3 separate regions of the Homo sapiens genome follow, and regions 2 and 3 are each linked to region 1. Evidence: read pairs that join two places in POLR2A ChIA-PET (ENCODE). Cell type or tissue: OCI-LY7. All regions are shown on one strand. Each heading gives the region's core, and the rest is flanking DNA. Links, peaks and the distances in the headings are about the cores only.

Region 1 (8,065 bases), core at 1-5,000:
AAGGGAGTAGAGGCAATTTTATGACTGGGTATTTTAACAAATCTTATTGAAGGGGGCAGGAATAAACTGAGTCTAAAACTTTAATTGGCAGAGGCAAGATCCTCTCATATTAGCTAGGATGGGGGATATTTTGGTTATTTTTGTGGTTTGGACATGTTTGTTTTTCTGTTCAGACATCGTGATGGAGTGCTCTTGTTTTTGTCATGATCACAGAGTGCTCTGGTCTGACGTTAATGTTCAGTGAAACTGTTTATGTTCCACACCAAGGCCTAAATATGAGTGCCAGGCCAGCTTTCAGTTGTCAGGGGCTGCTTTTTCCTTTCTTATCTCTATGGGGTGATATAGTTCCTGTAAGGGTAAAAACTTTGGAAGGATAAAGGAACAAAATGTGGTGGATTGCTATAGAGGACTAGCATTGATCCTCAAACTTTGACATGCATCAGAATCTCCTGGCAGACCTATGAAAATATGGGGGCTGCCCCCTCCGCCAGAGTTTCTGATTCAGTAGGTCTAATGTGAGACTTGAAAATTTGCATTTCTAACCAGTCCTCAGGTGTTGTCTATGCTACCAGACCACACTTTGAAAACCACTGAAGTAGATGGAAGTATCAAAAGTGAGGATGATTACAGTGTAAGAAAACTGACCCAATAGGGTTATCTGCAATTCTCAAGATAAAAATCTAGAGTGGGCCAGCTGCAGTGGCTCATGCCTGTAATCCTAACACACTGGGAGGCCGAAGCGGGTGGATCATCTGAGGTCAGGAGTTCGAGACCAGCCTGGCCAACATGGTGAAACCCTATCCCTACTAAAACCACAAAAATTAGCCGGGCATGGTGGCGCATGCCTGTAATCCCAGCTACTCGGGAGGCTGAGGCAGGAGAATTGCTTGAACCCAGGAGGCGGAGGTTGCAGTGAGCCGAGATTGCACCACTGCACTCCAGCCTGGGCCACAAGAGTGAGACTCCATCTCAAAAAAAAAAAAAAAAATCTAGAGTGGTCTCTATGTGACTCTCTAATGCAATTCTAACACTGTATGATTGTGCATTTTCCTATTTTAAATTACCAGTCTTTCAGAGGGAAGAGTATATAAGAAGATTCTTCCCAAAATAATTTGTGCAAATTGTTGACAGCCGAAGTTTGTAATGCACATAAAAGTAAAACTTTTATGTGTTTATTGTTCATTTTCCAGGAAGTTCTCAATTACAAATAGGCAGATTTATTTTAGGGAAACAGATTAGTAAAACCAGTTTTTCACTAGATTATTTACAAATTGTCTCACTATACGTTATACATATTACATGCAAAGGAGGCCTTATGATCCTTTTTTAACTATTCTCTCATCAATATTAAGATAGAATTCTTTAAAAGGAATGTAACTGCTCACCCTTTTGAAGTGTTTAAATGTCTTCACTAAAAATTTGACATTTTCTACTTGATTTGGTTTACTTTTTCCTGAAAAAAGTGAACACAGTGAAAGGAAGTGATAAATAGGGATGCAAATGGGTTATCCTTTCTTGTTCTAAAAAATTAGTCTTAAGTTTATTTTTCTCTCTATAGGAGATAAAAGATGTATGACATGGACCACTTATGGTTTAAGCTGAATTGCCTCTGTCTTATAATTTTTACTGAGATTCAGTTTATGTTTGACCTAAAAAATTTAAGTATCATACAAAGAGTTTATATAAGAACTTAATATAATTTTCTATAGCTCTTTTAACAAGTTGTAAACTATTTTATTAACCCTTTCTTTAAAAGGCTACCAAGAAGCTGATAATTCATGAGAAACAGATAAAATGACTATAAATTATTCCTCTCAAATAGGACATTTGGCCCTCTTTCTAAAATAATTTCATCATCTCTTTAGAGAGAATAAATAGTCTTTGGCAGGGAGCTAGATCTTGCAGATCTAACAGGGGGTTTTCCGTGTTGCATCAGAATAAGAATTCAAATAGAATAAGATAATTAACTTGAAATTCCAGGCTTGGGTCCACTCCTGACTATCTACTGGACCAGGAGCCTGTCTTGTGCCTTGCTCTGATGAGTAATTAACTTCAGTTTCTTCATTTGTGAAGTAAAGGGCTTAGACTAGATCATCTTTAGGGATTCCCTGAGCTCTGAAATGTTTACACTGTTAGAATAGGCCTAAGGCTATCAGTTTCAATTATGTTGTACTCATCTGTTTCACAGCTCTTCTTGAATATTTTGTTCAATATCAGAAGGATGTTGAGAACAGGGCATGTAAGGAGATGGTGAAAGGTCTAGGAACATGTTAGTAAGAATTGGAGGAACGGAGCTTGGAAAAGTGGTTCAGGGTGGGAGAAGTATGAGATCTTTTTCTCTGAAAAATATGGAATCTCTCATGTGAAGAAGGCAAACATGTATTCCAAGAACAATGGGTGAAACTTGCAAGGAGACAATTTCAGTTCCTATATACCCCTTTATCTCCAACTTCCAGTCCCTGATCCTCCAGAAGATCTTTTGATCTCTGGGCCACTGGCTTAAACTCTCCTCCAAATCCAGTCCCACCTCCTCCACAAATTTTTATGTAAGTTCTAAAACTCCAGCTTCCCTAGAAAATCCTTTAAACATCAACTGCCTGCTTTATCTTTCCTTTCCTTGCAAAATTTTCAGAGAGCACTCCAGCCTGATCTCTAGGCTCAGAGTATACAGGTCACTTGTGTCAATGCTGACAGCCAGAAAATAAACCTGGCACAGGCCCTGGTACGTGCAGCTAGTCTTGCTTTGCTGTACCTTACAACTCCTCCTACTTCCTGGTGTTCTGTAATCAGACTCCTCAGCCACAGACCTTCCTATACAATGCCTCCTGTGAATATATCCTGGATCCCTACTGCAAAGAATTCATGTCCCTTGGACAGAAACAGATCTTCTAAATTACAAAGCCCTTTTGTCTCCACTTTTGAAAGAGCCTATCAAATTTAGAGAGGAGTTAGAAAGATTAGTGGCCATTTATAACCCCATTCATAGGAACCTCCACTGGCTACTAAGGGGTGTTCTTTACACCCATGATTATACTGTGGTTATCAGACATTCCAGAAAGCCCCCAAATGAATGTCTTACCTCTAGAGGGAATAAGTGGCCAGAACTTCTCCCAGGTCCTCCTACAATTGACCAGGAAATGGCTGAGTTATGGGGCCTGATAGGGACAATATTAGAGGCCTTTTCCTCTAAGGTGAAGTGGTCTAGGGTTGAATTATGTACTCAGAAGAAAGGGGAACATCTTAAGGCCTATATGGAATGATTTATACAAACTTTTGAAAGGTTCACTGCATTAAATTCTGAAGCCCTAGGACATGAACAATTTTTAAATTCTGCCTTGGTTAGAAATCACCCTGATACAAAGAGGCAAATCCAAAATAGTGTCATTGGCTGGACAGGTCATTCTCTGAATGTTATTATAGAAGGAGCTATGCAATTCTTTAAAAATAACTTGCAGGAAAATAAGAGGAAAAACGGATTAAAGTCAATAGTACTTGCTTTGAAAATTGATTCTTTACAAAAACAAAATCATAACTCCAGGGAAAACTCAAAACCCACTCACCTTTCTCCCCAACCACAGAGCTTTGTCTTCAGATGTTTGCAGATATTGTAAAAAACAAGGGCATTGGAAAAACAGCTGTCCTAGACTTATGAGAAAGGAAAGCTTAAATAACAATCTCCCTAGACCCCAGCACCTTCACAAGGTCAGCTTTCTCTCTTCTGTGGGACAATACCCCATCGATTGATGGGGTCAGCTAATTTTCAGTCACCCCCTAGATCCCACTATTAAACTTACAGTAGAGGATTGGGAACTGAAATTCTCTTTCTTTTTTTATAAGAGACAAACTCTAGCTATGTTGCACAGACTGGACTCCTGGGCTCAAGCAATCCTCCTGTCTCAGCCTCAGACTATAGACATGGGCCACAGGGCCAGCTGGGAACTGTAATACTTAATTGCCACTGGTGCAACTGTCCCTACCATCTGCTCAGAGGATCTCTCTCCCTGTCACCTCTGCTTCTATTCAAGCTATTGGAGTTTCTGGGCAACGTATTTCATTGCCCATGTATCAGGCCACTGCAATACCCTTAGGCCTTCTTAACACCCATCATGTAACTCTAATAGATTCATTGCCCAATGTATACAGCAAATCAATATGCGGAGACACATATTGGGGGCAGCAGAGAAAGAGGTTTAATTGTAGGGCCACCAAACGAGGAGATGAGAGGAAACCTCAAATCCACCTCCCTGAGGATTTTGGGGTTAGGGTTTTTAAGGATTTTGGAGTAGGCCAAAGTGTGGAGATTGTTGATTGGTTGAAGGGTACAGGGTAAACTAATGACATGGGAGTTGAAGAAGCTGTATTTTCATGCTGATCCCATTCCTCTATGCTGGAATTCAGGGTATGAAACAAAACGTATGATTCTTATGTCAGAGATCCTGTCTGTAGGAATAATGGGGATGCAAATCAACTCTTAAACAGTCTTACAACCCTAATGTCAGCAATCCTATCCAGAGGAACAATGTGGTTACATCTGCAGATGCTCAGATTCTAGTGCTATGTGCCTTTCAGCAACAAGGAAGTGGGCCAAAGTGCAGCCTGATTAATGCTGAATTATAATTGTATTTCTCTAGAAACCAATATGCAATGCTTGTCAACCCTGTGGGAGTGTTTTCAGTCAAGGTTTTCTAGTTTCTGAGTCCTCACCAACAAACCTGTTAGGTGGAGATGTGTTATACAATGTAAAGAGAGAAGCATTTTTATTTCCCTGGCCTTAGACTTCCTCCTTTCCCTAATGGAAATTCATCTTGATTTTAAATCCTCTGAAGAGGAAGCAACCTTTAAAGATGTCTCAACTCATCTCCCAGCCTCACATGCCAATGAGATTGAATTGCTACTGTGTGTGGAGCCTGTAGTTATTGCCTGGAAAAGAATAAATCTTTCCTGATAGTAGCTCAGTATGCCCTCTCACAAAATGCAGAGCAAGAAATTAAACCTGAGAAAGAAAGAAAAAAAAAAAACCCTTTTTATCTAAGGAATGCAAACTCCTTTAAATTATCAGGCCCAGAGAGGTATTTATAATATAACAGCAGTCAGGTTTCATTCGCCCTTGAGCTAAAGAATTACCTCTTGAAGCTATATGTGCTATATGAGCTATAGACTAACTGATGCCATACAGCCATAAGATGTCATATACCCTATAGTTTAACAACGTATAGACAATCACTAACCAATGTGTTTCTGTAAATCAGTGAGAATTCTTGATGAACGTATTTTGTAATCACTCCCTCTCCTGATTCGTCCTTTTTCTTTAAAAACTTGAGCCTTTCCTTTGTTCTCCCAAAGGCTTGCCAAGGCAACCTGGAATCAGGCTGCAATCCTCAGCCTTGGCACAGAAAAACTCTTTAATTTTGCCTCAGCTTCTTCCTTTTAGGTCAACAAACTTATAATAGACTGTCTTTTACAGAGGGTGTTCTTGTCTTTATTTCCTTCCTTACTCTGTAATACCTTAATCTTGCCAGTAAAGAAATAAGGAACATTTGATTCAGACAGGAATAAAATCTATTGATTTGTACAAGATCTAAGAGCCCATAAACTCCTTTGTGATTTTTCACCACCCCTTAGTCCCTAATCCAGCTGACATTTCTACTTCAATTTCTGCTGATACAGCCTGATTTACAATGATTGACATCTGCTCAATTTTCTGTTCAATTCCATTGCGCCCTGACTCAAAATTTCTCTTTACATTCACATTTAGAGGGAGAAAATGAACATGAACTCATATAGGTCAGGGATACCATGAGTCCTTTTCAGTGTTTTCCCGAGTCCTTAAAGTCAGCTTAGACTCTGTGTCCTTTACCCAAGGCTCTACTCTTGTTCATTATTCCGATATGATCTTTTAGTTTGTTACTGAACTAAGCAACCCACTCTTCCAGACTCCCTCATTTTCCTAAAGGCACTAGCTCAACAGAGGCCATAAAGCCTTCCAACCTAAACTTCAGTGGGTGCAAATAACTGTTACTTATGTAGGATTGAATTGCTAGGTTGTCATATCTCAGAGCACTCAAAAGCTCGCCCCAAAATGCCTAGAGTCAGTTTTGTGCATTCCCCTCCCAAAAAAACATCTATGTAAATTTCTAGGAGCAGCTAGTTATTGCCACCAATATATTCCTAATTTTGTTGCCTTTGCTAAGCTCCTTTATACCCTCCTCCCAGATATTAATTCTGAGCCCATTTTCTTGGCCTGCAGATCCATAAATCTCCTCCGGAGCCTTAAAATTAACATCCACATCCCCTGCTCTCAGCTAACCTGATTTTGACAGACCTTTTCGCCCATCTCACCATGACACAATGGGATTGCTGCAGATATTTGGAACAATTTTTTTGCCTCTCTGATACACCCTGTAGCATATTTCTCATGTCAATTGGACCCCCATGCCGATGTGCAGTAGCCACAGCTACCACCCTAATAATTGACAAAGCCAGCATATTCTGATATTACACTCCTTCATTCATCCATATGTTCCCCATGCTGCCTGTTCTCTTACAAGTTCATAAGATACAGCACCTTTCTCCAGATGGCAGGCCACCTATGCACAGGCCCTGTTTACCAGCTCCTCCATCATGTTGCATTGTTGTAACACTTTAAATCCAGCTGCTCTACTGCCCCTGCCTGATGATGGAGAGCCTCACTCCATTCAATATGTTTGCCTTGCAGCTATAGAAAAGGTCTCAAAGCCACAAGAAGACCTCCTAGATACTCCTTTAGACAATCCAGACTTATTTCTATTTTGTAATGGCTTCTGTGGATGACATTTCCAGGAAACATAACTGTGAAGCCATAGTTTTCCCTTGTGAAACACTTCAGGCATCCTCTTTGTCCACTGTAAAGTCAGCCCAAGCTGCCGAATGTATAGATCTTGCTAGAGCTGGTGTAATGGCAAAAGGAAAAATTGCCACTATTTACCCTGACTCCAGATATGCTTTGGGTGTCTGCCACACTATTGGCAATCTGGAAGTCCAGCAGATTCTTAACTTCTGCTGATAATCCTATTTCCAATTAGCATATAATTGCTGCTCTATTACAGGCTGTTCACCTCCCTATTCAAATTGCTATTGCTCATTGTTCAGCTCACCCTAAGGAGACTGATAGTATATCTCTAGGGAACGAGAGGGTGGAGAAGGCCACTAAGAATGCAGCCCCAAAGAACCCTCCTATTCTTTTCCACCCTTTATTAACCTGCCTTTATTGCTTACTGGTGTTATTGATTACCAGAGAATGGGCACAGTGCGACAAACAAACAAACAAACAAACAAAAAACCCACAAATGAATACAAAAGAATGTCAGATAATTATCAGGTGTATTATACATGGGGCCAATGGAGTTCCTGTGGCCCCCCTTTTTTTAACTTCTTGGCTTGAAGCACTTATCTCCCTTCAGATGGGACATATGTACAGACAGAGGATAGTTAAGGAATGAAAAGATAATTGGTTTTGCCTTGGTATTTACAAAATTTCTAACTGAATTATTCTCAGTGCACTTCTAATAAATCCCATCAGATTTTTGGAGGAGACCAACGTGCCTCAGCAAGTCCTCTAAGACATTAGGCTTTAGGCTCTTCTTACTGTTTGATTGTTGTCTGTATGTTTAGTGGATGGATTGAACGCTATCTGACTAGATGTGCTGACACCATGACAGTGGTAAAGAAATTAATAACAGGTCAGGCGTGGTGGCTCACGCCTGTAATCCCAGCACTTTGGGAGGCTGAGGCAGGTGGATGATTTGGGGTCAGGAGTTTGATACCAGCCTGGCCAACATTGTAGAACCCCATCTGTACAAAAAATACAAAAATTACCCTGGTCTGGTGGCGCATGCCTTTAATCCCAACACTATGGGAGGCTGAGGCAGGTGGATCATCTGGGTCAGGAGTTCGATACCAGCCTGGCCAACATGGCAGAACCCCATCTTCACAAAAAATACAAAAATTTGCCTGGTGTGGTGGTGCATGCCTGTAGTCCTAGCTTCTTGGGAGGGTGAGGCAGGAAACTTGAGCCTGGGAGATGGAG
Region 2 (11,131 bases), core at 3,786-8,785, 180 kb before region 1:
AAATAATCTCAGATATTATCTATTCTATTGCAACTCCCCAAATTTTCAGGCTAACAAAATGGGGGGCAAGCCGTGAAACACTGCAGTGGGAGTGTAGCTGTCAGCAATTGATTTAGTTCAGATGTCTCAAACTTAGGAGCCAAAAATAACGATAATATGCTGAGCTATGTGTTCATTCAGAAAAAAACAAAAACCAAAAAACAAGAATTTCCTGCAGCGGACTTAACACCTGCATCCTGCGCCCACCATGATCCAGCCCCTGCAGTTACCATGCCCCTACTCCCCCAACCTCCCCCGACCTCCATCTGTTGTAGCAGACCCAGAAGGTCCTTCCCTAGACTTACATCTAATATTTACGTTTCACTCCCCGATAAGCTGTAAGGATCCCTTGCTTTCTGCAAATCGACTAGGTCTGCCATTTTCATCCTTAAACCTGACCTCCTTCTCCATTTGGCCTCAGGCCCAGCTGACCTGGCCTTGTTTTCCTCATCATAAGTGACAGTTTTTTAAAATCTGAAACATTCTAGTTGCAAATCCCATTACTGCCTCTATAGAATCCTGCGGTTTTGATTTTATCTAATCCCAGCATTTAACAGCAACTGGGCAGCTCTGCTATATCCGGGCCTGTGGTAGTCTCATTATCATGCATTTTAGCAATTATTCAAAATGCACCTTTTCACATAGAAGAAGAGTAAGTCCAAGTCCAATCTAGCCATAATTCATTCACTCATTCAGTAAGCATTCACTACATGTATATTACATAGAACCGGGTTCGGTCATTGTTTATAAAAACAAATAAGGCATTTCCACTCCCCAAAAGTAGACATGCAATCAGATAAAGTACAATCAAGTACATTAAATGCTTAGTAGTCTAATGAAAATAAATAGCAGCGTCCTTTATCAGACTGAAATGAAATATTGTTCTGCAATACAGACCACTGCAACTCTGAGTTTTCATCTACAATATAAGAATGATAAACTCTACCTCCCAGGCTAGTATGAAAACTCAAGAGTGAGTGTGGATATATAAACAAAATTTCCTCAGTACAGCTCTTGGCCTACAACAGGTGTTCAATAAGTACTGTTCCCTTCTCCTTCTCTATAATAAAGGTATAAACAAAATTTTGTGGGAACACAGAGGAGGAAGGTTGTAAGAGTTTCCTGAAAACTCTGCAATCTGAAGCACAGAAAAAGAAGAAAGTTGTAGGCAGGGGGCAAAGTAAATAGAGAGATGCATCAGCTGGGTCCTCCGGGAAGCAGATCTGAGACAGAGTTAGTGCAAGAGGCTTAGTGGGAAGTAATGCCACGAAAAATGAAAGAGACTGGAGAGGCGGTGTTGGGTGGAAAAGCTCAGACAACGTTGCAGATCTGAGTCTCCACCCACCCAACAGAGAGCTCTGGAGCAATAGTGCCTGTTAGAGGAGTCCTGCATTTTGCAGAAATATCCAGGCCCTGGTTCCCCTCCAGGAAGAACATGACCTTAGCTAAAAAGTGGCAGATTCTGGAGGTAGTAACAGCAGAGGCTGCCAGCTCACTGCATTCTTGGCAGTTGAGCAGCAAAATTTTTTCTTGAAAAGAGATCTGAGGGGCACACCTCTGTGTCTGCCACAGTATTTTGTTCTACCTCCTTCTAAGACTTACAGAGTGCCAGTATGTCCAGATGCTGTGCCAGGCACTTTTTTCATTTATTCTTGCAACAGCTCTTTCAGATGGATAAGATCCCCACGTTTCAGATAGGCAAAGTGTGTTTCAGTCCATGCTCTTCCCCAGTGGCCTGCTTAAAACAACGTCAGTGGTGGTGGTTGTCTGAACCAGCAGAAGTTACTCCAGGGAGTGAACCTAACACAAGATTTGGATGCAGGGAGACACAAGCTGAAGGTAAACTGGAACTGACAGGTTCTAGTCAAAATAGTAGTGACCCTGATGGTTCAATACTCTTGAAAGAGAACTTTCAAAGATAATAATACATGGTTCAATTACCTATGGTGTAATTGGGATCACGTATTTCCCTTACTTGGAATTTTCCATGGCTTTCCATTTGTCTTAGTCACATCAGGCTGCTCTAACAAATTGCCATAGGCTCAGTGGCTTAAACAACAAACACCTGTTTCTCACAGCTTTGCAGGCCAGGAAGTCCAAGATGGAGGCACTGGCAGGTGTGGAACTTGGTGAGGGCCAGCTTCCTGGTTTACAGATATCTATCTGATTTGTATCCTCACATGGCAGAAAGCAGGGAGAGAGGAAGCAAACTCTCTCCTGTATTTTCTTATAAGGCCACTAATTCCCATTCATGAGGGCTCTACCCTCAAGACCTAATCACCTCCCAAAGGCCCCACCTCCTGATACCATCACAGTGGTGGTTAGGCCTTCAACATATGAATTTTGGGGAGCATAACTTTCCTCTATAACACCATCAGACTCAGAATAAAGTGCCTTATCATGGCCTTCAAGGCTCTGCTTGTCCTGGCCTTGCCTGAGCCTCTAACCCAGTGCTTCTCTTGCCCCCCGGGGGACATTTGGCAATGTCTGGGGCCTTTTTTGGTAGTCACAGCTTGGGATGGAGCAAAGGAAGGTGTTACTGGCATCTAGCGATACAGGCCAGGGATGCTGCTTAACATCCTACAATGCACGGGACAGCCCTCGACAAATAATCGTCCAGCCCAAAATATCAGCAGTGCCAAGGCTGAGAAGCCCAGCTCCCTCCCCTCCTATTGCTTCTCTCTCCTTATTCACTCCACTCCAGCCGCTAGCTCAGTGCAGGCCTCGACACATGTTCCCACTCTCTGGAAGCTGGCTTGTCTTCCCACCGCACCTCTCATGTTCAGGTCTCAGCTCAGATGCAACTTCCCCAGACAGGAGGCTGGCAATCTGTTCAAGGCATGTTCCTCCCAACCTCTCCTGTTATCTTCGCTCCCATCCCCCTGATATCTTTCTCCATGACACTCACCATGATTCACAAATCCAGATTTATTTGAACTTTGCCGTGCTTCTTTCTTGCTATACTATGAACTCCACACACTATATGTCCATCCATTAGTAGGTGCTAAGCATATTCTATGTGCTGAAAACATACTTGAGTGAATTAATAACATTTTCCAGAAAATGCCTTGGTTTGGGGAAGCTAAATTCCAGATGCATTTAGAGGGAAATTTCATTGCAGTTTAGTTACAGTGTGGCACTTATCATTTATTTTATTACTGATTATCCAAATTTTTGGCCATCAGCATGTTTTCAGAGACTGTCTTATAATATTTGCTTTGCCGTGGAGAACACCTCATTATTGCGATGGCCTTTCTTGCCCACCTGCCCACCCACCTCCTGCACTCCCCCTGGCTACCCTGGCAGTGCTCCTGTTCCTCACGAGCACTAGGCTCAGTCCCCTCCAGGGCTCCACACTTGCTGTTCTCTCTGCCCCTAGACCTTCCCACATGGCTCACTTATTTCAGATCTCAGCTCAAATATGAAATCTTCCTGGTTTACAGAAAGCCCAGATGGGCTTTCCTGAGCATCTCTCTAGAATCATCACTGCTGTCTCCTTCCTATCCCACTGTCTTTTCTTTTGGAGCATATCCACTATCCACTTGTGCACTGTCTCCCCAACTACAATGTCTGCTTACCAAGGACAGGACTTTGCCTGTCTTGTTCATGGCATCCGCAGCCCCTAGAATAGGGCCTCTGGTAAAGACTGTTGAGTGAAGAGTTCCAGAACACAGAGAAAGGTACACAGCAGCAGTAATAAGGATGAGCAACCTCTGTGCAGCAACAACTGTCCACCCTCTAAAAAGCTGCTTTCAGAAAGGAAGGGGCAGATTGTCCAATTTTCTCCAGTAAATGCTGCTACCATCTTCTCTGCTAGGAAGGGCTTTTTTAAAATTTTAATTTAACTTAATTTAATTTAATTTAATTTAATTTAATTTAATTTAATTTGAGATGGAGTCTCGCAGTGTCGCCCAGGCTGGAGCGCAGTGGCACGATCTCAGCTCACTGTAACCTCCGTCTCCTGGGTTTAAGCGATTCTCCTGCCTCAGTCTCCCAAGTAGCTGGGATTACAGGTGCCCACCACACCTGGCTAATTTTTGTATTTTGAGTAGAGACGGGGTTTCGTCATGTTGGCCAGGCTGGTCTTAAACTCCTGACCTCAGGTGATCCACCTGCCTCGGCCTCCCAAAGTGCTGGGATTACAGGTGTGAGCCACCACGCCTGGCCAGGAAGGGCTTATTTTGAGCCCAACCTGGATGAATTTCTCATGTGTCCTGTGGTATCTCACTGCCTCCTCAGCACACCACCTTGTTATTCTTACAGAAGGTGTGGTGCCAACAGCAGTGAGTGAGGCTACCCAAGCTTCCGGTGGGGAGGAATATTCTGGAAACAGAAGGACACAGATAGAAGGAGTTACAACTGATCTTATACTCTTGGTCATAACTCTATTATAATCTTAGGTCTAAGTCTCAGAACTATGAAACACTCTTAGGACATTCTTAATGTCCTTAGAAACTAAGAAAAACTTAGGAAGACTTGTCATATAAGGGAAGAGCCAAATGAATGATGTTCACAGTTCTGAATCATGTCAAACAGATAATCTTCATAGTGGCGTTTTAAATTTTCTCACCATAAGATGAGGACAGAGATCCGCTGTACCGTTCAGTGCAGGCTATGCAATTGGAAAAAATAGGAGGATAATTCTTCTTCAGTACTTTCTAGTCTTAATAGGGCCGCATTTTCTTTTGTTACTAAATGTACAATGTCACATCTTCTATTCTTGTTGCCAGATGAATGTGATCTAGCACAATACTATCCTGTTAGCATTTCTATGTAAATATGAGTCAGTGGTATTATGCTGAGCTGGAAGTTAAATAAAAAGTAATTAACCACAGGCCGGGCACGATGGCTCAAGCCTGTAATCCCAGCACTTTGGGAGGACACAGTGTCTCATGCCTGTAATCCCAGCACTTTGGGAGGCCAAGGTGGGCGGATCACCTGAGTTCAGGAGTTTGAGACCAGTGGCCAACATGGCGAAACCCCGTCTCTACTAAAAACACAAACATTAACTGGGCATGGTGGGCACCTGTAATCCCAGTTACTTGGGAGGCTGAGGCAGGAGAATTGCTTGAACCCAGGAGGCGGATGTTGCAGTGAGCAGAGATCGGCCACTGAACTCCAGCCTGGGTGACAGAGTGAGACTCCGTATCCAAAAAAACAAAAAGAAGTAATTAACCACAAAGACAATTACAGTTTACGTAGGTGTTTACAAGTCTGAGACGGTGGGAAAAGTTGACCTTTTTTAAAAAAAACACCTAACATTCCCTGAAATATCTTGACCTTTTAGAGCTGAACTACAATACATGGTTTCACACTTAAGATGAAATTATGCTCATATTAACATCAAAATATCTGGTTTGTTTTTTGGACTTTCCTAGTCTTTGCAGTCATATTAACAAAACGAAAGAAAAGTAAAAAGTAAAAGTAAAAATACCACGAAGCTATAGATTACTTTTTTTTTGTATTCTTTAATTTTATTTTTTTAAATTTTACTTCAAGTTCCAGGATACATATGCAGAATGTGCAGGTTTGTTACATAGGTATACATGTGCCATGGTGGTTTGCTGCACCTGTCATCTAGGTTTTAAGCCCCGCATGCATTAGGTATTTGTCCTAATGCTCTCCCTCCCCTTGACCTCCACCCTCCGACAGGCCCTGGTGTATGATGTTCCCCTCCCTGTGTCCATGTGTTCTCATTTTTCAGCTCCCACTTATGAGTGAGAACATGCGGTGTTTGGTTTTCTGTTCCTGTTTGGATTTTTTACTTTAACACAACACGTACAAATCTAGGCTTCACTGTCAGATTTTGCTTTCTCACCACTAGAAGGTGCTAACAACACCATTACATGTTTCCAGTGTGACAAACTGTAAGAAGCCCAGCGAGCTCATGGGGAAATATATTCATCTGTTTATTTTTGGCAAATTTACTGAGAGTAGTTTGATTTGAAACAATAACATATAGCAATCTGTTTCCTCTCTAATGGGAAGGCACCTAATTATCCATTTTGTTATTAATATTCAATCTAGAAAAGTGATAAAAAGAATGCATAAAAAATACAATTATCTCTAGATTCAAGTATACAAAATAAACTGATGCATTCTCTTGGATTTAGTGACAATGCTTCTCGAAATTTGTACCAAGATAAAATATCAGAGGGGTGAACAAAAAATGAATGGATAAGATGTTCATCTCAACATTGTTTAAAGTACTATATAATGGCTATGTTACATAACTTCATACAGTGGAACACTGCGGCCATAAAAATGATGGTGAAGATTGTGTTTATTGCCATGGAAAGCTATCCATGCAATATTATTGTTGTTATTATTTTAAATAGAGATGTGATCTTGCTGTGTTGCCCAGGCTGGAGCACACTGGTGTGATCATAGCTAACTACAGCGTTTAACTCCTGGACTCAAGCAATCCTCCCACCTCAGCCTCCCGAGTAGCTGGGACTACAGCATGCTCCACCATGCCCTGATAATTATAAAAATTTTTCAGTGATAGGGTCTCACTATATTGCCTAGGCTGGTCTCAAACTCCTGGGCTCAAGCAATCCTCCCGCCTCAGCCTCCTGAGTAGCTGAGACTATAGGCATGTGCTACCATGTCCAGCTGATGCAATATTATTAAGTTAAAAATGCAGGCTACAGCTCTTTTTCATGGTGGCTCGAAGGCGATCAGCTGCTTCAAGATGAAGCTGAACATCTTCCTGGCCACTGCCTGCCAGAAACTCATTGAAGTGGACAATGAACACAAACTTCATACTTTTTATGAGAAGTGTATGGCCACAGAAGTTGCTGCTGATGCTCTGGGTAAAGAATGGAAGGGTTATGTGGTCTGAATCAACAGTGGGAACGACAAACAAGGTTTCCCTATGAATCAGGGTGTCTTGACCCATGGCCATGTCCACCTGCTGCTGAATAAAAGGCATGCCTGTTACAGACCAAGAAGAACTGGAAAAAGAAAGCAAAAATCTGCACGTGGTTGCATTGTGGATGCCAATCTGAGCATTCTCAACTTGGTTATTGTAAAAAAAGGAGAGAAGGATATTCCTGGACTGACTGATACTATGGTGCCTTGTCATCTCGGGCCCAAAAGAGCTAGCAGAATCTGCAAACTTTTCAGTCTCTCTGAAGATGATGATGTCCACCAGTGTGTTGTAAGAAAGGCTTTAAACAAAGAAGGTAAGAAACCTAGGACCAAAGCACCCACGACTAAGTATCTTGTTACTCCACATGTTCTGCAGCACGAATGGTGGCATATTGCTCTGAAGAAACAGAGAATTAAGGAAAATAAGGAAGTAGCTGCAGAATATGCTAAACTTTTGGCCAAGAGAATGAAGGAGGCTAAAGAGAAGCATCAAGAACAGATTGCCAAGAGACGCAGACTGTCCTCTCTGTGAGTTTCTACTTCCAAGTCTGAATCTAGTCAAAAATAAGATTTTTTGAGTAACAAATAAATAAGACAGACTAAAAAAAATGCAGGTTACGAATTGTCATTTAATATCTCATTTAAATAAAGATATGATAAAGAAAAGCACGGAACATATTCACTGAAATGATGATTGTCTCTAGACAGTGTGATTATTTGTGATCCTTATTATCTGGTTGTGTGACCCTGAAAAAAAAACTTAGCCCCTCCGTACCTCTCAGTTTCATCATCAGCAAAATGGTGGCAATAATATTTCCTACCTCATGGCTAATATGAGGAATTTAACATATTTACATATGTAAAGCATTTAGAAGAGCACTGAACACATCACACATACTAAAAAACTATTAGCTATCATACTCATTATCCTAATTGTCCATATTTTCTAATTTTATGATGGTGTATGTGTTATTTTTATAACCAGTAAAGACAATAAACTACTTTTTTCAAAAAGATAGCTCTCACAGAGGAGGAGGGAAATAAATTCATTCCTATCTATAAGAATAGTGGCCGGGTGCGGTGGCTCACGCCTGTAATCCCAGCACTTTGGGAGGCCAAGGCAGATGGATCACCTGAGGTCAGGAGTTCAAGAGCAGCCTGGCCAACATGGCGAAACCCCATCTCTACTAAAAATACAAAAAGTAGCCGGGCGTGGTGGCATGCGAATGTAATCCCAGCTACTTGGGAGGCTGAGGCAGGAGAATTGCTTGAACCTGGGAGATGGAGGTTGCAGTGAGTGAGATCACGTCACTGCACTCCAGCCTGGGCAACAAGAGCATAACTCTGTCTCCAAAAAAAAAAAAAAAAGAAAAAGAAAAAAGAATAGTAAGTCACTTAATTCCCATTTACCCAAAAAGTTAAAATAGTCAGATGCTTTTTAAAAAATTATTATTATACTTTATTATAGGTATATGTGTGCCATGTTGGTTTGCTGCACCCATCAACTCGTCATTTACATTAGGTATTTCTCCTAATGCTATTCCTCCCCCACCCCCCAGTCCCCCGACAGGCCCTGGTGTGTGATGTTCCCTGACCTGTGTCCAAGTATTCTCATTGTTCAATTCCCATCTACAAGTGAGAACATGTGGTGTTTGGTTTTCTGTCTTTGTGATAGTTTGCTGAGAATGATGGTTTCCAGCTTCATCCATGTCCCTGCAAAGGACAGAAACTCATCCTTTTTTATGGCTGCATAGTATTCCACGATGTATATGTGCCACATTTTCTTAATCCAGTCTATCATTGTTGGACATTTGGGTTGGTTCCAATTCTTTGCTATTGTGAATAGCGCCGCAATAAACATACATATACATGTGTCTTTATAGTAGCATGATTTATAATCCTTTCAGTATATACCTAGTAATGGGATCACTGGTCCAAATGGTATTCTAGTTCTAGATCCTTGAGGAATCACCACACTGTCTTCCACAATGGTTGAACTAATTTACACTCCCAACAGTGTAAAAGCGTTCCTATTTCTCCACATCCTCTCCAGCATCTGTTGTTTCCTGACTTTTTAATGATTGCCATTCTAACTGGTATGAGATGGTATCTCACTGTGGTTTTGATTTGCATTTCTCTGATGACCAGTGATGGTGAGCATTTTTTCATGTGTCTGTTGGCTGCATAAATATCTTCTTTTGAGAAGTGTCTGTTCATATCCTTTGCCCACTTTTTGATGGGGTTGTTTGTTTTTTTCTTGTAAATTTGTTTGGGTTCTTTGTAGATTCTGGATATTAGCCCTTTGTCAGATGAATAGATTGCAAAAATTTTCTCCCATTCTGTAGGTTGCCTGTTCACTCTGATGGTTTCTTTTGCTATGCAGAAGCTCTTTAGTTTAATTAGATCCCATTTGTCTATTTTGGCTTTTGTTGCCATTGCTTTTGGTGTTTTAGTCATGAAGTCCTTGCCCATGCCTATGTCCTGAATGGTATTGCCTCGGTTTTCTTCTAGGGTTTTTATGGTTTTAGGTCTAACATTTAAGTCTTTAATCCATCTTGAATTGATTTTTGTATAAGGTGTAAGGAAGGGATCCAGTTTCAGCTTTCTACTTATGGCTAGCCAGTTTTCCCAACACCACTTATTAAATAGGGAATCCTTTCCCCATTTCTTGTTTTTGTCAGGTTTGTCAAAGATCAGATGGTTGTAGATGTGTGGTATTATTTCTGAGGACTCTGTTCTGTTCCATTGGTCTATATCTCTGTTTTAGTACCAGTACCATTCTGTTTTGGTTACTGTAGCCTAGTAGTATAGTTTGAAGTCAGGTAGCATGAGGCCTCCAGCTTTGTTCTTTGGCTTAGGATTGTCTTGGCAATGCGGGCTCTTTTTTGGTTCCATATGAACTTGAAAGTAGTTTTTTCCAATTCTGTGAAGAAAGTCATTGGTAGCTTGATGGGGATGGCATTAAATCTATAAATTACCTTGGGGAGCATGGCCATTTTCATGATATTGATTCTTTCTGTCCATGAGCATGGAATGTTCTTCCATTTGTTTGTATCCTCTTTTATTTCATTGAGCAGTGGTTTGTAGTTCTCCTTGAAGAGGTCCTTCACATGCCTTGTAAGTTGGATTCCTAGGTATTTTATTCACTTTGAAGCAATTGTGAATGGGACTTCACTCATGATTTGGCTCTCTGTCTGTTACTGGTGTATAGGAATGCTTGTGATTTTTGCACATTGATTTTGTGTCCTGAGACTTTGCTGAAGTTGCTTATCAGCTTAAGGAGATTTGGGGCTGAGACGATGGGGTTTTCAAAATATACAGTCATGTCATCTGCAAACAGGGACAATTTGACTTCCTCTTTTCCTAATTGAATACCCTTTATTTCTTTCTCTTGCCTGATTGCCCTGGCCAGAACTTTCAACACTATGTTGAATAGGAGCGGTGAGAGAGGGCATCCCTGTCTTGTGCCAGTTTTCAAAGGGAATGCTGCCAGTTTTTGCCCGTTCAGTATGATATTGGCTGTGGGTTTGTCATAAATAGCTCTTATTATTTTGAGATACGTTCCATCAATACCTAGTTTATTGAGAGTGTTTAGCATGAAGGGCTGTTGAATTTTGTCGAAGGCCTTTTCTGCATCTATTCAGATAATCGTGGTTTTTGTCATTGGTTCTGTTTATATGATGGATTATGTTTATTGATTTGCATGTGTTGAACCAGTCTTGCATCCCAGGGATGAAGCTATCTTGATCGTGGTGGATGAGCTTTTTGATGTGCTGCTGGATTCAGTTTGCCAGTATTTTATTGAGGATTTTTGGATCAATGATCATCAGGGATATTGGTCTACAATTCTCTTTTTTTGTTGTATCTCTGCCTGGCTTTGGTATTAGGATGATGCTGGCCTCATAAAATGAGTTAGGGAGGATTGCCTCTTTTTCTATTGATTGGAATGGTTTCAGAAGGAGTGCTACCAGCTCCTCTTTGTACCTCTGGTAGAATTCGGCTGTGAATCCGTCTGGTCCTGGATTTTTTTGGTTGGTAGGCTATTAATTATTGCCTCAATTTCAGAGCCTGATATTGGTCTATTCAGGGATTCCAGTTCTTCCTGGTTTAGTCTTGGGAGGGTGTATTATCCATTTCTTCTAGATTTTCTAGTTTATTCGTGTAGAAGTGTTTATAGTATTCTCTGATGGTAGTTTGTATTTCTGTGGGATCGGTGGTG
Region 3 (11,131 bases), core at 3,337-8,336, 620 kb after region 1:
AAGCATGGACTTTAGAATCAGAAGGACCTGGGTTTGAATCCTGGCTCTTGTCACTATATGATCTTGGGCAAATTAATTAATCTAAGTCTCAGTTTTCTCATCTATAAAATGAGGGTATGGCCAAGCACAGCAGCTCATGCCTGTAATCCCACCACTCTGGGAAGCTGAGGCAATTAGATCACTTGAGCCCAGGAGTTGGAGACCAGTTTGGGCAACATCGTGAAACCCCATTTCTTTTTTTCTTTTTCTTTTTTTTTTTTTTTGAGGCAGAGTCTCACTCTGTCACCCAGGCTGGAGTGCAGTGGTGTTATCTCGGCTCACTGTGAGCTCCGCCTCCTGGGTTCACGCCATTCTCCTGCCCCAGCCTCCCAAGTAGCTGGGACTACAGGCGCACACCACCACGCCCGGCTAATTGTTTGTGTTTTTGGTAGAGAGAGTGTTTCACCATGTTAACCAGGATGGTCTCGATCTCCTGACCTCGTGATCTGCCTACCTTGGCCTCCCAAAGTGCTGAGATTACAGACGTGAGCCACCACACCCGGCTGAAACCCCATTTCTACAAAAAATTTAAAAAATTAGCCAGGCGTGGTGGCACATGCCTATATTCCCACCTACTAGAAAGGCTGAGGTGGGAGGATGGCCTGAGCCCAGGAGCTCAAGGCTGCAGTGAGCCATGATCACAGCACTGCGCTCCAGCGTGGGCGACACAGTGAGACCCTGTCTCAAAAAATAAAGTCGTAGTGGGAGGTGGTGATAATACTACCTACTTAATAGAACAGTCACAAGAAAAAATAATATACCTGGGACAATTCCTGGAATAATGCAATTATTATGTTGGCTATTAAAAATGCTAATATAGTAAACAAATGTTTAATTAGAATCTTACACTACCTAGGAAAGTTCCTAGTTGAGGCAAATATTTTCTATTTCTATTGTATCTAGTAACCTTTATAAGTGAAATAAGATGGGTGACCTTTTGATTATATATCATTCATACCAGTAAAACTGGCATTTGGGATAATGGGTCAACATTTTAAATGGAGGTCAGTAAGAAATGAATTCCCTTCATTTAAATTGGGTTAGTGGTTGTCTTGGGATGCCAGTAATAGCATTTATTTCTGGTCTAGAAAGAATCTGTTCTGTTACTAAACAATTTTAAAATTGTACTTTGGGATCACTCAGCTGATTCCAACAGTAAAGTTACTGCCCCCCTTTCAAAATAGTCTCACATTCCATACAATTAGCCTAAACTTATACCTCAAGTTCAAAGTATACTACTTTAGACCTTAATGTGGATGAGCACTAAATATAAGGCAATAGCTACATATACACTTCCATTTTAAACAAACATTTTGAGAATGATAGTGATTAAAAGAAGGAGAAAAAAAAGTGAAGCAGGTTAAAAAAAAGGAAAAGGAAAAGAAAAAAGCTTTAAAATCAATAACTCCAAAAAAACAAAACTATTCTAAGGGGAAAAAAATTCCATATATATTTATGAGATAGTATAAGTGTTCTTTTGCATATATTTGCTTAACTCTTCAGCCCCATCTCTGGCTGGCTTTGACTTTCGCCTCTAAAACACAACCCCATCCTGGGCCTAGGGCTCTTCATCCACCAGTTACAAGATTTAGCTGAGGTTAAGTTAGCTCCTCTAGAAAACTCCCATGACACTTTAAAAGCTGGGTTATATATCCCTCCTATGAACTCTCACAGTGTATCTTCTGAATATAGTATTTATCACACTGTATTAATATCAGTCTATTTATTTTCTTACTATTGCATCTCTAGTAGAAGTGGATGGCTAAATGATAATTGTTAAAAAGTAAATGTGTTGTACAATTATAACTGAGGGGTTTAAATCTTTTACTATGTCTCCCCAAAAGTTTCAGAAAATGTTAGTTCAGAAAAATTTCAAAAAGAGAATATTGAATAGAAATGTTTTATTATGTACTTTGTGTTTTCCACAATATCAAATACAAAAATGTTTTATTGTGTACCTTTTATTTTCCAGAATACTACTTTAGCCAATAGATGTAAATAAATGAATCTTTGTTTACACGTTTTATTAATAGTAAATGAGTTCTTCCCTCCCAGTAAATATATACCGAATATATATTTAAAGAAATATCAGCCTAAATTGGCAACAAATTTTTAGTCTACCCACAATCTTCAGTCCTGACCCTCATCCCAGTACACAGCACTAACACATAGCAGGCCTGTAACAGATAATTTGTTAAATGAATAAGGCAAATAAACTTTTTAAAGCATATGACTAGTATCTTCTTATATTAATTTCATTACCTGCATATTCATAAAACCAAGCCAGGCACTTCTTGCTTGAAAAATGTTCCTCTCCACTTATTAGTCTAGCAGGGGGTTGGGATCTGCAATAGCTTAGAAAACACACAGACGCCTAAGATTTTTATCACATCTCAACTCTTAGAGAAAAACTAAGTTCAAAATTAACAACTTCCATTCACATTAAACAAAGGTTTTTTTTTTCTTCGGTTGGCATTGTTGGAAAAAAACTGAAGTTGTTAAGTAATTGCAACTTGAAACAGTAGTCTATACATAAGAATTATCGGCTAACAAAACCCAAATACCTTTTCACTCAGTATCAAAATCCAAAAATATCAGTAAGTTATTTCCGCACATTTTAAAAGACTACAAAGAAGTTCAACCTAGTAGGTGGGAAAGTATAAATATTTATTATGATTCTATTGATTTGCATAGAAATTCTATTTGTGTGTAATAGATAAATATTTGAAAACAAACTCTTACAAAGTATATTTTGATACTTAATGAATCAATATTTCAAAATAAAATGTTATATTAAGAGTTGTTTTATCACCTAAGCTTAAATAGATTTTTAAAGATAAATGATGACTTAGGACCTAAGGGTATATTAAATTACACAGATTTAAAAAAAACAACAAAAAAACACTAAAAGTTAATAATAGTCCAAATAATTGGGACAAGGCTATTTAATCCTAGGTTCTGTTCATTCTATTTCATTTTTTTCATAAAATCATTTTCATTGTTTTTCATAAAATAACTAAAATTTGGTAAGTTCAAAATGGCCTCTAGAATTTAATGGCCTTCAGAGAAACTTTTTTCAAGGAACTCAAATAATTACCCTACCACAATGATATAGAAATGATAGAACTTCTGTAACTGAGTAAAGTAAGAGTATCATATTTAAAAATTTAAATTGATAGAGCAAAGTATCACCTGAGTTCTAATAATACTGCCTGCTCAGCTATCTTAATGTACTTAACTTAAATAATTTTAATACATTATATACTTAAGATGGCCATGATATAGTACAAAAATGAATAATAATTTGCCTGTATCTTATAAAAATGTGAGCTACTAAAGTAACCATGTCAAATTCTAATGTTGACAAACAAGAGGTGTATGTATCATCGTTCACATTAATAGCCTAATACTCCATAGACTCCTTTACCAAAACACAGTAATGAGGGAAAAAAGTCGACCAATTACAAAAAAGAAGATGCAGACTATGTAAGTCATCTACCTCACAGTTTAAGCAGATCTCTCTTTAAGGAGAGCTCTATCATTATTTCCTTCTTATAATCCTGGCTACAGTCTCCTTTCAATAGTAGCATCTGAAGTTGTCATATCAAGTGCCAACCATTGATGAAAAGGCAGCTAATATGGTTATTTTTTAAAAAAGCATTTCTCAGTCGGGCGAGGTGGCTCACTCCTGTAATCCCAGCACTTTGGGAGGCCGAGGCGGGCGGATCGCGAGGTCAGGAGTTCAAGACCAGCCTAGTCAACATAGTGAAACCCCGTCTCTACTAAAAATACAAAAAATTAGCAGGGCGTGGTGGCGGGCGCCTATAATCCCAGCTACTCAGGAGGCTGAGGCAGGAGAATCGCTTGAACCCGGGAGGCGGAGGTTGCAGTAAGCGGAGATCGCGCCACTGCACTCCAGCCTGGACAACAGTGGAAGACTCCGTCTCAGAAAAACAAAACAAAACAAAAAAACAAAAAAACCATTTCTCAAACCAAAATTGCAGTTTTTTTGTAGCATAAATTTTGCTGTGATGCCTCCATGATATGCTACAAGGGGATCAAAGAGCTACTACTATATAGTTCTGCCTTGTCTTCTTTCTTACCAGTAGGACAGAGTACAAGAGCTCACAAATTATTTAATTTATGCTGAGAGCTAACAGCGTCCTGAATGCTAGAAGACAAAAAGCATGCAGGGCCTTTCCAACTCTGCACACAGGGACTTGGCATAGGTGAGGCACTATACTTCCAGAAAATGGGGCTCCTGCAATTTAAAAGGCCTCCTGCTGGGACCTTCCGGGTTAGGCCACTCCAAATACTAAATATGGAGGCCAATTATAGCATACAAGTTTTCCTTTCTACCATTCCCAAGACAGTTGTCAAGATTCCTTATGTTCTGCTTTCTTCACACTCTACAAAGAAATTCTAGAAGTGACCCTTCTGCGGATATGTACTCACTTCTAAGTCTAGAAAAAGGCAGAGGAGCGATACGGGAGTAGGGGATCGAGGGTCGGTTGTGGGGTGGGGGTGGGGGTGGGGGGAAGCGCAATTTACATATGCATCTGTTCCCCACCCTGCAGGGCACGTAGACTCTTAACGTGGGCGGCTCTTCTAGTCTCTCCATAAACGCCAGCGTGCACACACTCGAACACGAGGTCGGGTCGGGCGCGGAGACTCGCGGTGTTCGGCACCTACAGCCTAGCTCGATCAAAGGGGCCTCACCTGTCTCCAGCCCCAGCCCGGCAGGCCGGGCCCGACTCCTTTTCCTCCAGTTGTCCAGCAAAGGAGGGAGGAGGGAAGCTTGAAGGGTGGGGGGAGATGGTACCTGGAGATTTTACACTTTTTGAGGCCTCCGTCTTCCGCTACTGCTGCTGCCACCCCAGGGGATTTTCTCTTCTTCTTCACCGGCATCTTCCGCCCTCCCCGGCAGGGTGGGCAGGGGAGCCGGGGAAGGGGGTCCCTGTCCGCTGGAAGCCCCTCAGCGCTGGCACCCAGTTCCCAGAGACAGCAGCAAGCGGAGGAGCAGAGTCGCCAGCCCGCACCGGCGCGGCCCAGCCCGGCCGCCGCCCGCTCCCAGGTATCCTCGTCGTCTTTCTCTGACCGGGACAGGGCTGGCTCCTCGCCGGTGGACACTGCGGTTCGTTCTCACCGGGAGGAGATAACGCGGACAGCGCGGCAGCTCCACCAGTCACAGCAAGCAAGAGGCTCAGCCTAACCCGGAGGCGAATCGCTGAGGCCCGGAAGTGACGCAATCGCGGAGCCGGTCCCGGGAAGGGGCGTGGTTCCGGTTAGCCTCTGCCACTCGTAGGTAGGCCAGGCAGAGCGAAGCTGTCTGACCCGTCGACTGCGGCAGTCCGCGGAATTCTTGTATCCTGTCCAGGGTATCCTGACCTTTCTCATGAAGCTTCTACCGCGCTCTGATGCTGGCAGTCACCGCCAAAAAGTGAAACTACTAATACTTTGCAGTTGACGTTAAAAACAACCTGGTAAAGTAGACCAAGTTCCACTTCTGAGCTCTTCCACACGATAACCTCACCTGAAGTGTTCCCACCCCGTAAATGCATTGTCACCCTGTGTCTTGCGTGTTTTTTTTATGGGCCTGTGATCAGCCACCCACTCCCCCTTCTCCCTACCTTTGCATATCACTTTGTCCTGTATTGAAACTTAGCTCTGCCATTATTTCCACAGAGCTCACCTCTCCGATAAGAGACAGTAGGTGACTGCGACTCAGTAGAGAGAAATTTGGGGGACAGTTCTAAGGAACCTCCCCCTAGACCCAAAACACACTGTAATCTATTCATCTCCACTTAGGTGGAAATACTGTTTTTAAATAATGGTTATTGTATGTAAAGACATAGTAGAAAGTCGTTAGTAATTCTGTTGGTAAAATAATCTCTGCAAACCAACTGTGATGGGAGAAGACTAAAAGTCTTTGAGTAATAGTTGAAGTGGTTCCTGTGAAACTACCCTCACAATGGCACCCTAATCTGGTCAATCCGAATATCATATTTCCTTAGTGTTATTAATTGGTTCAGGATGGACACATACTCAGGCCAGGCCAATGAGTGCCAATGACACAAAATTGAACCACCAGAAAGCAATTTTATTTCCTATGGATTTGAACCAGAGAAGGTATGGAGAATGAAGCCAAAACTCAGAAGAGACTAGTATCAAGCAGAAAAATAGAAAAACCAGGATGTGATTATATGATATGAGCCCAAAATCCATGATATGCCCTGGAATTTTCACTTATGTGAAGCAACAAATTTCACTATTTTGCATATTTAGTTCAATTCTCTGTTACTTAAAACCAAAAGAATGTCAAAGTATATGATCCTTCAACCCATTTAAAAATGCCTGAGGCCAAAATCAAAACAGAATCAGATAAAGTCTCTAAATAGAACTACCATCTACAAAAAGTACAGGACAGAGGAACATGTTAAATACCCAATGCAATCAGCAATATCTAGACGTCAGAAAAGTCTACAGGACAATGACCCAAATTCTGCAACAAATTATTAGGACGAGAGGAGAGAGAAGGAAATTAAAAGACTTAAAGGATATGTCAATCATTTTCAGTATGCAGTTCTTATTTGAATTTGACTCACACAAACAGTTTAAACAATATGATAACATCTCTGTGGCAATTGGAGATGTTAATGCTGGCTGGATATTTGATGAAATTCTAGAACATGTAAAACTTACTTATAGCAATGGCATATCAGTGACACTTGGGGACAGGGATGGAGTAAGCCGGGGAAGACTGACTGCAAAGAAACACAAGGGAACTTTTTGGGTAATGAACATATTCTATGTCTTGATTGAAGTAATAGTATATATACTTGTCAAAATTCATTGAATTGTACACTTAAAAATTGATATTTTTATGCATATTCTTCCTAAATAAAATTTATATAAAATGTGCAAAACAAAACACAAAATAAATGATAATGACAAAACTATTAGAGATAGCCAAACTTATTTCTTCAACTGGTGAGCTGCAAAAGCTAAACAGCCCCTTTTCCCAAGGAGGACCAAAGAAATGGAATAAAACCTAAAGGATAGAAAGAAAGATCTCAGAGGATGATGTTAAAGGGGTGTCCTTCCACAGAGTAGAATCAGGGCCTGATCAAAGAGTAGGGAATTTCATAATGCCTGTCTTGCAGGCTACCAGCATTGCTATAGACCAAAGACCACTGCACATCTCATCTTCTGTTCTTTTTTAAATAGGAATTTTTTTATTGTGATAATTGTGTCCCTTCTTCACCATTATTTATTGGGCGAGAGTGGGAAGTAGATTATTGCTTCTTAGTTCATAGGCCATTGGACCATAAGGAATCACTTTCGAACTAAGGAAGACCCCACTATACCTGGAAATCCTGGACATTGAGCTGAATGCAGTAACTGGATAGGAGCTTACTCACACCCATAGAATACTCTGAGAAAAAGACAAAAGGCTGGATCTATGTGTGGTATTCATTTAGTCTATCTATTCAAAAAATATTTAATCATCACTTCAACCAGGAGCTTTACTGGGCTTAAGAATATAAAAGGCAGACATGACTCCTGCAATCATGGAGCTGCCAGTCTGGAGGGAGAAATACAGTCATGCACCACGTAATGACATTTTGGTCAAGATGTGCATATGCGATGATAGTCCCTTAAGATTATAATACTGTATTTTTACTGTGCCTTTTCTATGTTGAGGTATGTTGAGATACACAAATACAATTGTGTTAAAATTGCCTACAGTATTCAGTACAGTACCATGCTGTACAGGTTTGTAGCCTAGGATCTATAGGCTGTACCGTATAGCCTAGATGTGTAGTAAGCTATATCATCCAGGTTTGTATAAGTACACTCTGTGATGTTCACACAATGATGAAACTGCCTAATGACACATTTCTCAGAATGTATTCCTGTCAATAAGCAATATATGACTCTATGTATGCTATCTGCATTTAAGAGAATTATATGAATAGGAATTAGGGTTCATAATCTATGCTTGTCAATGATATTAAAGGGATGGCAATTTCTGGGTCATGTAGACCATTCTCATCCATCTACCTCTTCATTCTCTTGTCTGGTCAGTACCTACTGCTACTGCCAAAACTCCATTCCCAAAAGTTGGCTCTTCATCATCCCAATTACTCTCACAAAGGGGCATATTGATAGCCTTGCTACCTATGAGAAGTATAGAAATGCCTAGTTATGTGGCTTTAATATTTTCCGCTGCTCACCAATGCATACATAGTACATGATTTTGCATCAAAAAGATGCCTCTAATACAGAAACAAACTATGACAGAGTACTGTGGCTCTCTGGCGTGCAGTAGAATTTTTTAAATGAAGGTAATGACAAGGAAGGGAGGGATGAAGTAGTTACCTCAAGCAGAAGCCTGTGTGTTCTGGTTTCAGATCCAAAGAAGACACTCAAGTGACTTTAGGAAAGGCAGATAATTTCCTTTATCTTTCATCTTATCCTACTATTATACAGAAGGATGTAGGAAAAAAACAACAATAATAATACTTATGCTGAATAGGGAAGTAATTAAGCAAGAAGACTGAGACCCAGTTCTATTATCTATTTGGCATCTTGGTCACATATACATCCCTTAGCTTTTGGGAGTTATAAAACAAAGCCATGAAAAACATCTTTTAAAATAGTTATATCTCTGTCAAGGTATCCAAAAATAGTACTCTAAGATGTGTTAATTTATATATTCCGTACATAGTTTAGTTTTTCTTAACACCTCTTTAAAATAGGACTTTCCTACTTGGGAGAATAACAAGCAACACAGACATTAAGTGATTTATGGGATGCCGCGTTATTGTGGTCCTGGATCTGTGCAGATGCTCTCCCTTCCATATATTAATGTTGATTTTTAAAACAGCATTGTAGTTAAAAATTTTCTGAAATGTTTTCATGCACATAAATCTACAGAAAGATAACTCTAAGAGAATAGTAGAAATGGGATGTCAAGACAGGATTTTTTGTTTTGGCATTTCAGTATAGCCTACAAGAACTCCTTGTGTTTTAGAGAGGCCCAGAGGTGCAGAACTGTGTAACACATGACACTTACCCCCTACACCCTAAAGCGGTGTGCCAGACCACATCAATTTTAGCTTGGCTGTGACTGTGGTTCACTCTGGGATCTAGACTGAGGGAACAGTCACTACCTAGAACACTGCTTGTCATCATGACAGAGAGAAAGAACAACATGGTAAATCCCATGCTGCCTCTTGAGGATTCTGCCCCGAAGTGACACATTAATCCTGTTCAAGTCATATGGCTACACCTGAGGTCACGAGGGCAGGAATGTATGATCCCCCTGCAGAGAGAAACATCAAGTAAAGGTAAATACAGCCTACTACAGTAAGAGACTGGACTGAAATTTTGTTCAAAGCATAGGGAAAAATGAGTTCACAGTGCAGTTTTAAAGAGGCAGTAGGAAAAAGCATAAGATTGGTTTCAGCTTATACCTCACCGTGGCAGTTTATATTCTTCAAAGGTGGTCACAGCAATATCTCTCATCCCACATATTCTAGAAACTTACCATTTCCTATCAAAAAGTGAAGTCTAGTTGAAAAAAAAAATCAATATTGGTTCATTCATTGTGGGAAATGTACCATACCAATGTAAGACATTAGTAATAGGGGAAACTGGGTGTGGGATATATGAGCAGTTTCTGTAGTATCATTGCAATTTTTCCACAAAATTAAAACTCTTCTAAAATAAATTATTAAAAAGTCACAGTGAATGGGAAAAAATAAAATTTAGAAAATAGTAAAGTACAGGAAGAAAGAGTAATGATTCAAAGGAGCTGCCTAGGTTGGATGCTTTTGGAAAGGTAAGAATCGAAAAAATTCTGGATGTGGGATCATAGGTAGAAAGCAATGTCTTGTATATCAGCTGGCCAAGGACAGAGCAATTTCAACTTGAAACCTAACCAGGAAGACTAAGAACAAGTGCTCAGGTGGGAAATTGTATTAAGCAGTACACCTGATTTGCTTTCCCATATGTGAATATGTACCCCAAATGAAGAAAAGTAGTTCAGGCCAGGTGCCGTGGCTCATGCCTGTAATCCCAGGACTTTGGGAGGCCGAGGTGAGTGGATCACTTGAGGCAAGGAGTTCGAGACCAGTCTGGCCAACATGGACAAAACTCTGTTCCTACTAAAGATACAAAAATTAGCCGGGCGTGGTGGCGCATGCCTGTAATCTCAGCTCTGCGGAGGCTGAGGCAGGAGAATCTCTTGAACCTGGGAGGTGGAGGTTGCAGTGAGCCAAGATCATGGCACTGCACTCCAGCCTAGGTGACAAAGCAAGACTCTGTCTTAAAAAAAAGTAGTTCACAGAACCAAAATTACTGGCAGAGGTTGTATTGTTTTGATGACTTGCTGAAGAGAACTCTCTTTTTGTTTGGATGAGATGGTAGAGAAGACCAAAATTGAATGGAGACAGCTTGCACTGGGTATGTTCTTAAGTGTAGTTTCCTAATTTTGGTATTTGCTGAATAGGCATTTATCACACTATACACTTCCAAGACTTAACATTGGAAAGTGGCATAGTGTAAAGGGTTTGTTAAAATAAGAACCACCATTAGACTGATGAATTTCCTTTTTAACTTTGCAAACTTGATAAAACATTTAACCATGTTGTGACTCAGTTTTGTTCTTTGTAAGATAAAATAATAATACTTGCCTTGTCTGACATCACAGCATTGTGGTGTTGAAAAAAATGAGAAAATAAATGTTAAATAAATGTTTTGATAACAATGTTATCAAAATTGCTAAAGGGTACAAAACCACGTATCAGTTGAGGTCTTTAGAGTACATTAAACAAAAATCAAATTCTATATTTAGCAAGAGGATATATTTTGAAGCATTTTACAGAATCAAAGGAAGGCGTTGCAATGAAGGAGATACGTAAAAGGAGTGAGTTGTCTTGGTTTTTATCCTCACCCAAATTCTGATAATGGAGCTTTCTTATCTATATCACTACCACCTTTTTGATGACTTCATCTTTAGTTGCAGGGATATTAACAATAACCATGTTTTCAGCCATTGAAAATAGGGTCATCTACACTGGGCAGT

Evidence for each region. ChIA-PET counts read pairs that join two places held together with the same protein. Peaks named below come from ENCODE experiments on the same cell type or tissue, not always from the same donor. Only the 100,000 strongest peaks of a DNase experiment are listed, where the experiment ranks them.
Region 2: POLR2A ChIA-PET joins it to region 1 with 5 read pairs; 5 of 35 experiments call an interaction of 5 or more read pairs at or near these places.
Region 3: POLR2A ChIA-PET joins it to region 1 with 6 read pairs; 1 of 35 experiments calls an interaction of 5 or more read pairs at or near these places.

The regions. Positions count from the first base shown.
Region 1 is chr11:102,474,271-102,482,335 of GRCh38, forward strand. All of the region lies in intron 1 of LOC124902740 (a long non-coding RNA gene), which reads left to right. All of the region lies in intron 1 of LOC102723838 (a long non-coding RNA gene), which reads left to right. Among named protein-coding and RNA genes, the nearest start is that of TMEM123-DT, 25 kb to the left of the region's middle. RefSeq lists a silencer at 2,631-2,680. In OCI-LY7, for the core only: no CTCF peak of the experiment used is centred there; DNase peaks (open chromatin) are centred at 251, 551 and 2,731; H3K4me3 peaks cover 2,152 bases; H3K27ac peaks cover 3,292 bases.
Region 2 is chr11:102,288,327-102,299,457 of GRCh38, forward strand. It overlaps the pseudogene RPS6P17. Among named protein-coding and RNA genes, the nearest start is that of BIRC3, 24 kb to the right of the region's middle. In OCI-LY7, for the core only: a CTCF peak has its summit at 5,865 (motif pointing right); a DNase peak (open chromatin) is centred at 5,875; H3K4me3 peaks cover 583 bases.
Region 3 is chr11:103,086,926-103,098,056 of GRCh38, forward strand. It overlaps DCUN1D5 (defective in cullin neddylation 1 domain containing 5), which reads right to left and starts at 5,235. Exons shown (of 8, transcript NM_032299.4): 1 at 4,862-5,235; 2 at 2,302-2,393. The coding sequence starts at 4,947. RefSeq lists enhancers at 4,355-4,972, 4,973-5,590, 5,520-5,569, 5,640-5,689 and a silencer at 4,535-4,829. In OCI-LY7, for the core only: no CTCF peak of the experiment used is centred there; DNase peaks (open chromatin) are centred at 4,666 and 5,296; H3K4me3 peaks cover 2,935 bases; H3K27ac peaks cover 668 bases.